Linked DNA regions of Homo sapiens: region 1 is linked to region 2. The links are chromatin loops, found by intact Hi-C in ENCODE. Cell type or tissue: PC-9. All regions are shown on one strand. Each heading gives the region's core, and the rest is flanking DNA. Links, peaks and the distances in the headings are about the cores only. Region 1 holds the start of SLC50A1 (solute carrier family 50 member 1). Region 2 overlaps EFNA4-EFNA3 (EFNA4-EFNA3 readthrough).

The links. Hi-C counts contacts between places; a loop is a spot of excess contacts. Peaks named below come from ENCODE experiments on the same cell type or tissue, not always from the same donor. Only the 100,000 strongest peaks of a DNase experiment are listed, where the experiment ranks them.
Region 1: it touches region 2 in a loop (2.6-fold over the local background); 78 of 110 quality-filtered maps call a loop at or near these places.

The regions. Positions count from the first base shown.
Region 1 is chr1:155,133,987-155,136,486 of GRCh38, reverse strand. EFNA1 (ephrin A1) reads right to left here. Exons shown (of 5, transcript NM_004428.3): 5 at 1,588-2,500. The coding sequence ends at 2,420. It overlaps SLC50A1 (solute carrier family 50 member 1), which reads right to left and starts at 635. Exons shown (of 6, transcript NM_018845.4): 1 at 496-635; 2 at 111-188. The coding sequence starts at 575. RefSeq lists a silencer at 595-834 and an enhancer at 1,105-1,194. In PC-9, for the core only: no CTCF peak of the experiment used is centred there; DNase peaks (open chromatin) are centred at 646, 1,286 and 1,776; H3K4me3 peaks cover 2,470 bases; H3K27ac peaks cover 2,500 bases.
Region 2 is chr1:155,082,002-155,087,203 of GRCh38, reverse strand. It overlaps EFNA4-EFNA3 (EFNA4-EFNA3 readthrough), which reads right to left. Exons shown (of 5, transcript NM_001407761.1): 2 at 1,800-2,113; 3 at 1,262-1,327; 4 at 999-1,076; 5 at 1-791. The coding sequence ends at 661. EFNA3 (ephrin A3) reads right to left here. Exons shown (of 5, transcript NM_004952.5): 2 at 1,800-2,113; 3 at 1,262-1,327; 4 at 999-1,076; 5 at 1-791. The coding sequence ends at 661. Among named protein-coding and RNA genes, the nearest start is that of EFNA3, 5.8 kb to the right of the region's middle. RefSeq lists silencers at 1,194-1,243, 1,228-1,396, 1,594-1,793, 1,994-2,093 and enhancers at 2,594-2,893, 5,165-5,202. In PC-9, for the core only: CTCF peaks have their summits at 747, 950 (motif pointing right) and 2,357 (motif pointing right); DNase peaks (open chromatin) are centred at 1,313, 1,833, 2,023, 2,313 and 1 weaker place; H3K4me3 peaks cover 1,900 bases; H3K27ac peaks cover 831 bases.

The DNA.
Region 1 (2,500 bases), core at 1-2,500, 49 kb before region 2:
CAGGCGTGAGCCACCGCGCCCGGCCAAACCTCTTTCACTCTTGCTCCTCCTGCCCCGCCCCCACCTCCCTCTGGTAGCCTTTCCCACTACCGCAGCCGTCGGCCCCTCACTTGACTTCCGTGGTGAGAAAGGGCAGGAACTGGACGTTGTCCACACTCCGGGTCATTCGCATGTGCCTGAGGTCCGAGCTGTAATGGGGCCCCGAAGGGAGGGGTGGGGGTGGGAAGGGAGAAGCAGAGTGCTAGAGGGGGATGCCCAATGCCTGTCATCCTTTCCGGACCACCGCAGACCCCGCCCCCTCTCCCCCCCGCCAGCTATCCTGCCTTCTCCTTCAGGCCTAGTGACCAGCCTCGCCCTTGTACCCCGGTCCCCTCGACCCGATCCCACTTTGATCCCGGTTCCGGACGAGCCAGGTGCTGTGGCCACGTCTCTGTCCCCTCTCTCTCCTTTCCTGACTGCCTAGTCCTCCCCAACCCAGCCCGGCCGCACTCTCACAGGCCGGCGGAGAACATGCCAAGGGTGAAGACCACGCATGCTCCGTAAATGAGCGAGTCCAGAAAGCCGCCCGCCTCCATTACGACTAGAGTCGGATCCCGCGCCCAGCGCCCGCCGCGAGCCTGCGGTTGCCGGGACCTACTGCAGCCCAGACCTGCGGCTCTGGAGCCCCGCCCCGCGCACTCGGCTCCGCCCCCGCACGCTCGGGCCGTCCCTCCGGAAACTGCGCCGAAGCCCCACCCTCCCTCCGACGCCGAACCGGAACTCGCGCCCCTCTCCTCCGAGCGCCTTCCCAGTACCCTGGTCCAGACCTCTTCCATGTCCCGGTCAGTCCCCTTCCTAGGGCTCCGCGGGTGTGTCCCCGATACCTGCCGCTGCTCACACTCTGCCTACCCCTTGGATCATCTAGACGCCCCCAGTCTCAACGCTCGTGTTCCCACAGGCCTGTGCGCCTTCGGCGGTGGACCTCCAAACAAAAGCTTGCTAGTTTAACAAGACTTCAGCACGCTTTCCATCCAGAGCTCCACATCAGAACCTCAGTTGCCCAGGGTTTGGGAAGTTTTTTTCTGGAGTGTGCTGCCGAAGCTTTTTCTCAAAATAACACATTACCAGGAATCACCAAGCCTTCCTCTTTTGCCCTCCCTCTCGGGTCAACTTTACATGACGTGGCCAATCCACTGACGCCTCTATCACTGACCCCCGGTCCAACCCACTTGTTACTGGGAACTTTCCCTCCCAGCCTCCCACACGTCTCTGCTAGTGTGGCTGTGGGGCGGGGCCGCATGCCTCAGCTGGCGTTCCCAGCTTCCCTGACTCACCGAAACAGCGTGAGTACCTGAATGGTAGTATGCCAAAGCCCTGCGGTGACGGAGTGGGAGTGGGGTAGAGGTCGGATAGGAAGAACTTCCAGAGTGGAGTGCAGCTCAGAACCCGAGAGACAGCTGTCAGGAGCACTCCGGTCCTGGACAGCCCTCAGAGGAGGAAACATCCCACCCTTTTGGCCTCGTGAGGGGCACACATTCTTTGGAGAGAAAGAAATTCAAACCCAGTTGCTACTGTTGTAGCACAGAGAGCCTCGCACTTAGCAGGGACTCAATGGTCATATGTTTTAATATGGAGTGGCAGAAAAGCATGTCCGAAAAAACACATTGCTTTATTTTGAGACAAAGAACATTGTATAAAAAAACTCCAGTTGTAGAAATCAGGACAGACACACAGCAACTTATATACAGATACTATACACGTGGGCCCTGCCCTTTAGGCTACACTCTAGGCAGAATGTACACATGGGCACTGCCCTTACAGCTACACTCTAAGAACAGGTTGGCACAGCCCCCCTGCTGGCACAGCTCTGGGGAGTGCTGCCCCAGGATGGGAGAGAATGCAGTACCTGGCTACAAACTTCTCTGTGGCAGCTCCACAGATGAGGTCTTGCTGGGAGATGCTGGGTCAGCCCAAGCATGCTGCCTCTCCTGTACCTGGCTTCCAAGCAAGAAACTGTTTCTTGCTTTTCCTTCAGTCAGTTCATCTGGGCATCCTGGCTCTCTCCTGGAGGGGGCATCTTTGACAAGCTTTGCCCATCCACGTGGCCCCTTCCAGCTCAGCTCCCACTGTGCCTTAAGGGACCATGCCTGCACAGCTTGTTTCTTTGGCTTAAAGGCAGGAATGGTGGGAAAGGACTGTCTCCACTTCTTTCTCCATCCCTCCGAGGTGAAGGTGGGGATGGCACTGTCGGGCTGGTTGGCCTCCTTCCGGTTGAAAACCTTAATACTGACCCGTTTTGAGGCTGCTAGGTGATAGCTTATGCCTGTGGTGGGAGTGGTTCCCAGGGCTGGGGGCTCTGAAAGTGGCCCCAAGACAGGTTTGGAGTGCCTGTCCCTCTCTTCAGCCTGTCCCTCTTTAAGGCCAGGTGTGGCATACACCTTCACGGGGTTTGCAGCAGCAGAAGTGGAAGGAGCAGCACAGTCCAGGCAAGTGGGAAGAGGCGTGGGGCAGCACTGTGACC
Region 2 (5,202 bases), core at 1-2,500:
CTCTGTCTGTCTGTACATTATATATAGAGATATAGAGTCTGTACATGCCTGCCTGGCACCCCAATGCCCACCCCTTGCCATCCTTGTCCACTGCCCGCCCCCCCAGGGGTGTCTACTTGTAAACTTGGTTTCAATCCAAACCACAATCCTGGAAGTGGGAGTGGGGGAGGAGGACGTGCTTATTGCTGTAAACAGGGGAAGGAAGCAGCAGGCAGTGCTGCCCCTTGCCCATCTAGTCCCCTCCCCATGTTCTGCCCCTGGAGGAGAGCAATGGGGGTGCCTCCCACGCTTCGATTTGCTCTCTCTGGGGGCATATGTCTCTCTGGGGGGACAAAGGGAGAGGGCACCAGGAGTCAGGGAAAGGTACCAGGGGCCAGGGAGTCCTGAGCACTGCCCTTTTTGGCCCCCAAGTTTGGTACCAAACATTACCAGAGCCACAAGGCCGCCCGGGACCCATGGCTGTCCCCGTGCTTGGTCCACTACAGTGCCCTACGTGGGGGGAAGGGGTAGAGGGGGCGGACACAGATGTATGGTGCAGGCCCCACTTCTAGCCATGGGAGGAGGGGTCTAGGCCCACTAGGCTTCCCTTGGAGAGGCCAAAGGCTCCCTGCTCCTTCCAAGCCCCGCCCCATCTCTCCCCCCCCAGGGGAGGGGGCAGAGCTAGGAGGCCAAGAACGTCATGAGGAAGAAGGCGATGCCCACGGCCAGGGGCAGGTGTTCCCGTTTGGGGCTGGTCCCGCTGATGCTCTTCTCAAGCTTGGGCACCTGAGGGTTCTCTCCCTCAAAGTCTTCTGTGGACAGAGGAACAGACAGACTGGTGAGGGCTGGGTTGCGCGCCAGGGCAGGGGCACGCGGCAGCAGCAATGGAGCCAGGGACGTGACCACCCACAGGGTAGGAAGTATCAGTGCCCCCAGGGAAGGCATGCGAGGTGAGCAGGCACCGGGGCGGGGGGCTGCGGTTCCAGCAGTGGCCACCAGAGGGCGCTGCGCAGACTCACCCAGCACGTTGATCTTCACATTGGGGCCCATGGTGAACTGGGGGAGAGTGGGGACCGGCTTCTCCCCGGAGTGCGATGCTGCGGGGTGGGGTGCGGGTGGGGAGAGAGGAGGGGAGAGTCAGGGCCAGGATTCCCTCCCCTTGCTACGGCTGGGGAGCAAGCCCCCCTCACCTGTGCCCTCCGCCCCCACCCCCAGGAAGCCAGGGGAGCCCCAAAGCAGGGAGCTGAGGATGGGGGCGCGGCTCGGAGCCTATTCTACTCACTGGAGGCGCAGCAGACGAACACCTTCATCCTCAGACACTTCCAGTGCAGGTTGTGAGTGGGCGTGGCTGGGGAGGAGACCGGGCCTGAGTCACTTTCGCCCAATGTGTGCCTGTGCCCTCCCTCGACGGCTCTATTTCTCACCCCCTCCAAACTGTCCCCGTCGGGCGGTCTCCTTCAGGAGCTCCCCTACCCTTTGGACACGGGTCACTTTAGCTCTGCCGTCGGCCCTAGACGCCCCTTTGGTCCCACCCCTCAAGAAACTGGGATCCCTGATGTTCCAACCCCGGAATGTCCCTCACAGAAACAGCGATTCTCCGCAGCCCAAACTTGGGACTGTCACCAAACTCCTCTCTTGGCCCCACGACCTCGTCTGAGCTGAACCCCTCAGGCGTCCCGTGCCCACGCCTCCTCCCTGGTCTCAGCCGCGAGACCTGGCGCCCGCCGCGCCGGCCCCGCCCCGGAGCCTAGGGGCTCCACCCCCCGGCTGTCACTCAGACTCTCGCGTTCAGACCCGCCCGCCCGGCCGCCGTCACTCACAGATGTAGTAGTACTCGTGGCCGGCGTGGAACTCGTAGCCCAGAGAGAAGGCGCTGTAGCGCTGGAACTTCTCCGAGAACTTGATGGGGCTGTGCGGGGCGTGCGGCCGGTTGCACTCCCAGCGCTTGAAGCCCTGGCTGGCGTTGCAGGTGCGGTAGCCGTTGCGGCTCACCATGTACAGCACGTACTGCTCTGCCCCGCCTCCGGGCCCCGGTCCCGCCCCGGGGCCCACCCCCGAGCTGTTGTAGTGCGGGCAGTAAATATCCAGATAGTCGTTCACGTTCACCTGCACGGTGTAGCCCTCTCGCCGCAGGCTGTGGGGAAGAGGAAGCGGCTCAGAGAGAAGAAACCCCAGAGCAAAGCCGCTTTCCATCTGACCGCTCCGCAGCCCCTCCCCAGGGTCCGCGTAGCCTTCCGACTTTTCCTCCGAGCTTCCTCGCGGCTCAGCCCTGTCTCTGCCCCCGGGGCCCTAGTGCCGCCGCTCCCCTAAGTCTCCTTCCGTGCCCTCCTTCTTGGTCTGTCCTTCTCCTGTTGGCCACCAGAGGGTAGCAAAGGCGCAGGGAAGCCCGGCCTGCCTCCAAAGAAAAGGAGGCGAGGGAGAGGGGCGGAGGGAAGAAGGGAACGTACGCTTTGGTTGCCACAGAAACGGCGCAGGCCCCAGCGACTCTCAGACCCAGGCCCGGATTTCCTCCGTCCATCCCCCATAATTCAGCAGCCGGGAGGAGGGATGGGAGGGATGGAAGCCAAGGGTGAACGTGGGAGGGATCCCCTCCGAGGGACGCACACACCCTCCATCGCTTCTCCCACCATGCTTCCCTGCGGCTGCCAGTCCACCCCGGAGGCCAGTCCAACAGGACCTGCCCTTACAGACGCATGTATGGCGGCTTCATGCATATACATGCATAAGTTCTATGGCACACGCACAAATATGTCCACCGCCCACTCATAGGCAGCAGACACACAGAAAAGCTGGGCTGTATGTGTGCTGGCCCGCATGCCAGTATTGGTTGACCCCACCAATCTGGGGGTCTCCCCCTGCCCTCCCCATACTACAGTATCACTGGCTTCTGTACCTTGAGTCCCGTGACAGAGACCCCACCCTGAGGCCAAGGACAGTTAGGCTCCCAGGAACTTTAAACACATGAGGGCGCTAAGGGACTCAGTACCAAGACTCCACATGGCATCATGCCAACCAGCCCAAACTTCTGTCTCATTGTGCACCTCCTTCCTCAACCTGGCACAACGGCCCCCCTTAATGATGCTGGGCAGAGCAGTGGGCACAGGGCCTAGACAAGATGGCTGCGCCTCTTATTTCCCTGATCCCTCTTTGGGACAGAGAAGCAGATGCTGGGTCCCTTGTAATCCCCACCTGCCTTGCTAGTCACCATCAAAGTGTTGGTCTTAACACCCTCGATGGCAGTAGTGAGCGGTGTGGGGATGGAGAAACCTCTGAATGGAGAAAGAAACTCGGAGAGGGGGCAGGAGTTTTCCCTAATTTCTTTAGCGTAAGAATGCACATATCTTGGCAGTGCAAGGAGAGTGGTGGACACAGAAAGGCATGGGGTCCTTGGCAAAATGTCATACCACGGGGTCCCTAGTCCCTGGGAGCTCCCTGGGGGGAGAGACTGGCTCCCTATGTCACCAGGCACCACCCAGTTCCCCAAACAGTAATTAGATCCATTAAAGAAATGAGCGTGGAGGCTTCTGCACACGGTGGGGCCTTGGGGGTCCCTCCCCCCTGACCCCACTTCCTTGGCTTTGCTTGTGCTGTCCCCTCCACCAGCAACCCATTCCAAGCCTGACAGTGAGGCAGGCAGAGAGCTGATGTTTGGGTACCCCAGTAAGAATTGGCACAGCCTCCTTTGGTCATCAGGAATGCCACCAGCCCCACTCTGTTCCCATGGGATTAATGGGTCACTCAGGCCCCTCCCTTGCCCTGGCACTCAGGTGGGCAGGAGCCTCGGCCTGCGGCACTGGGAGCAGGAAAACGGGTTAGACCAGGCCTGGCTCCAAACTGCCATCCTAGGCTTGCCTGTCCGTCACCAACCCACAGTCTGTTCCTCCCCTCAGGCCTTGGGGAGGGGGCCTCCAGTGGTGAGGGTGCCAGGTCTGGAGCAGCTGCACAGCCACACTGGGATCTCTGTCTTTGAGCCTCACCCATGTTTCCAGTCCCACTCTGAAGCAGCCCCTCCCTGCTGTACCGCCCAGTTCCCCCTACAACACACCCCATTCCAGCAGGGAGGAAGCCAACACCCAAGGTATTCCTACAGGTAATTCCATTTCCTCAACAGGGCAGGACTAGCCTTATAAAAAAGGTTGCAGGGCGACCACAGGTGAAGGGAAGCCATCTGTTATGTACTCCTGCGCTGGGTGGCAGGAACAGCTCCTGAAATGCCCCCCCAAGGCTGGGCATGTGAGAGAAAGACCTGCCGGTGGGGTGGCTGGGCCCAGTTGGTACACAGAGGGCACGGGGACAAACGGGGTGAGAGCCAGGAATTCCCAGCCACAACTCTTTGGAGACCCAACGTGTCTGCTTGGCTTGGGCACTTTAATTGAATCTGTCATCCTCCCTCCTTCTCCCTAGCAGTGCGGAGAGAGAGGTGCCGCTGGGCCCACGCGAAGCTCCGCAGCTAACCCCGCCTCTAGGGCCGCGCCTCCTGCGGAAGGGTGGGGGTGGGCTGGGACCTGGGGACCGGGTTGTGCCCTGCCCCTTCGTACTGTTCTCTCTTCTTGCTCCACTTCATCCCCTATAGCCTCTCGCCTCTCTTGCAGAAAGGCGAATGCCGACACACCCCATTTGGAGGGGGTGTCCCCTCACCCCGTTATTTCGGTCTCTCCTGGCTCTCACAGCCTCTGAGGCGCATCCCGACACCTCTCTCTCGCTTTCAGTGCCCTGCCGGCCCGCGCCTGGCTCCACTTAACCCGGAGTGTCCGCGGAGGGGGCAGGCGGGCGGAGCGGGGAAGGAGCAAACTTCTCCCCCAGCCCGGGGCAATTAGGGCAGGTAAACAGGGTGTCCAACAAGACCAGGGAGTAGGGAAAGGATCCCAGGGGGCCCTGAACTTGTCAAATCCTCGCCATCCTCCACCCCCAGCCCCGGTCTTAGACGCCGGGCTGCAGAGTTACAGGGGTGGAGGACGAATGTAGACCCGGGTTCCTCTTCCCTCTAGCGCGCGCCCCCGAGGCTGCGCGCCGCCCGCTCCAGCAGGCGAGGCCGGACCACGTGTGCGCGGCGTGGGGTCCGCGCGCCCGGGCTTTGAGGGTGGTGGCGGTGGTGGCGGGAACGCTGGGGGGCGGCGGTTGCACGCTGACACCTCTGCGCCCCTCAGGCGCCCTGGGCCTCGGCGCCCCGCCCGTCCCAGTCTGGACAGCCCAGGTCTGGGCGCAAGGCTTCCCTGGGCCGCG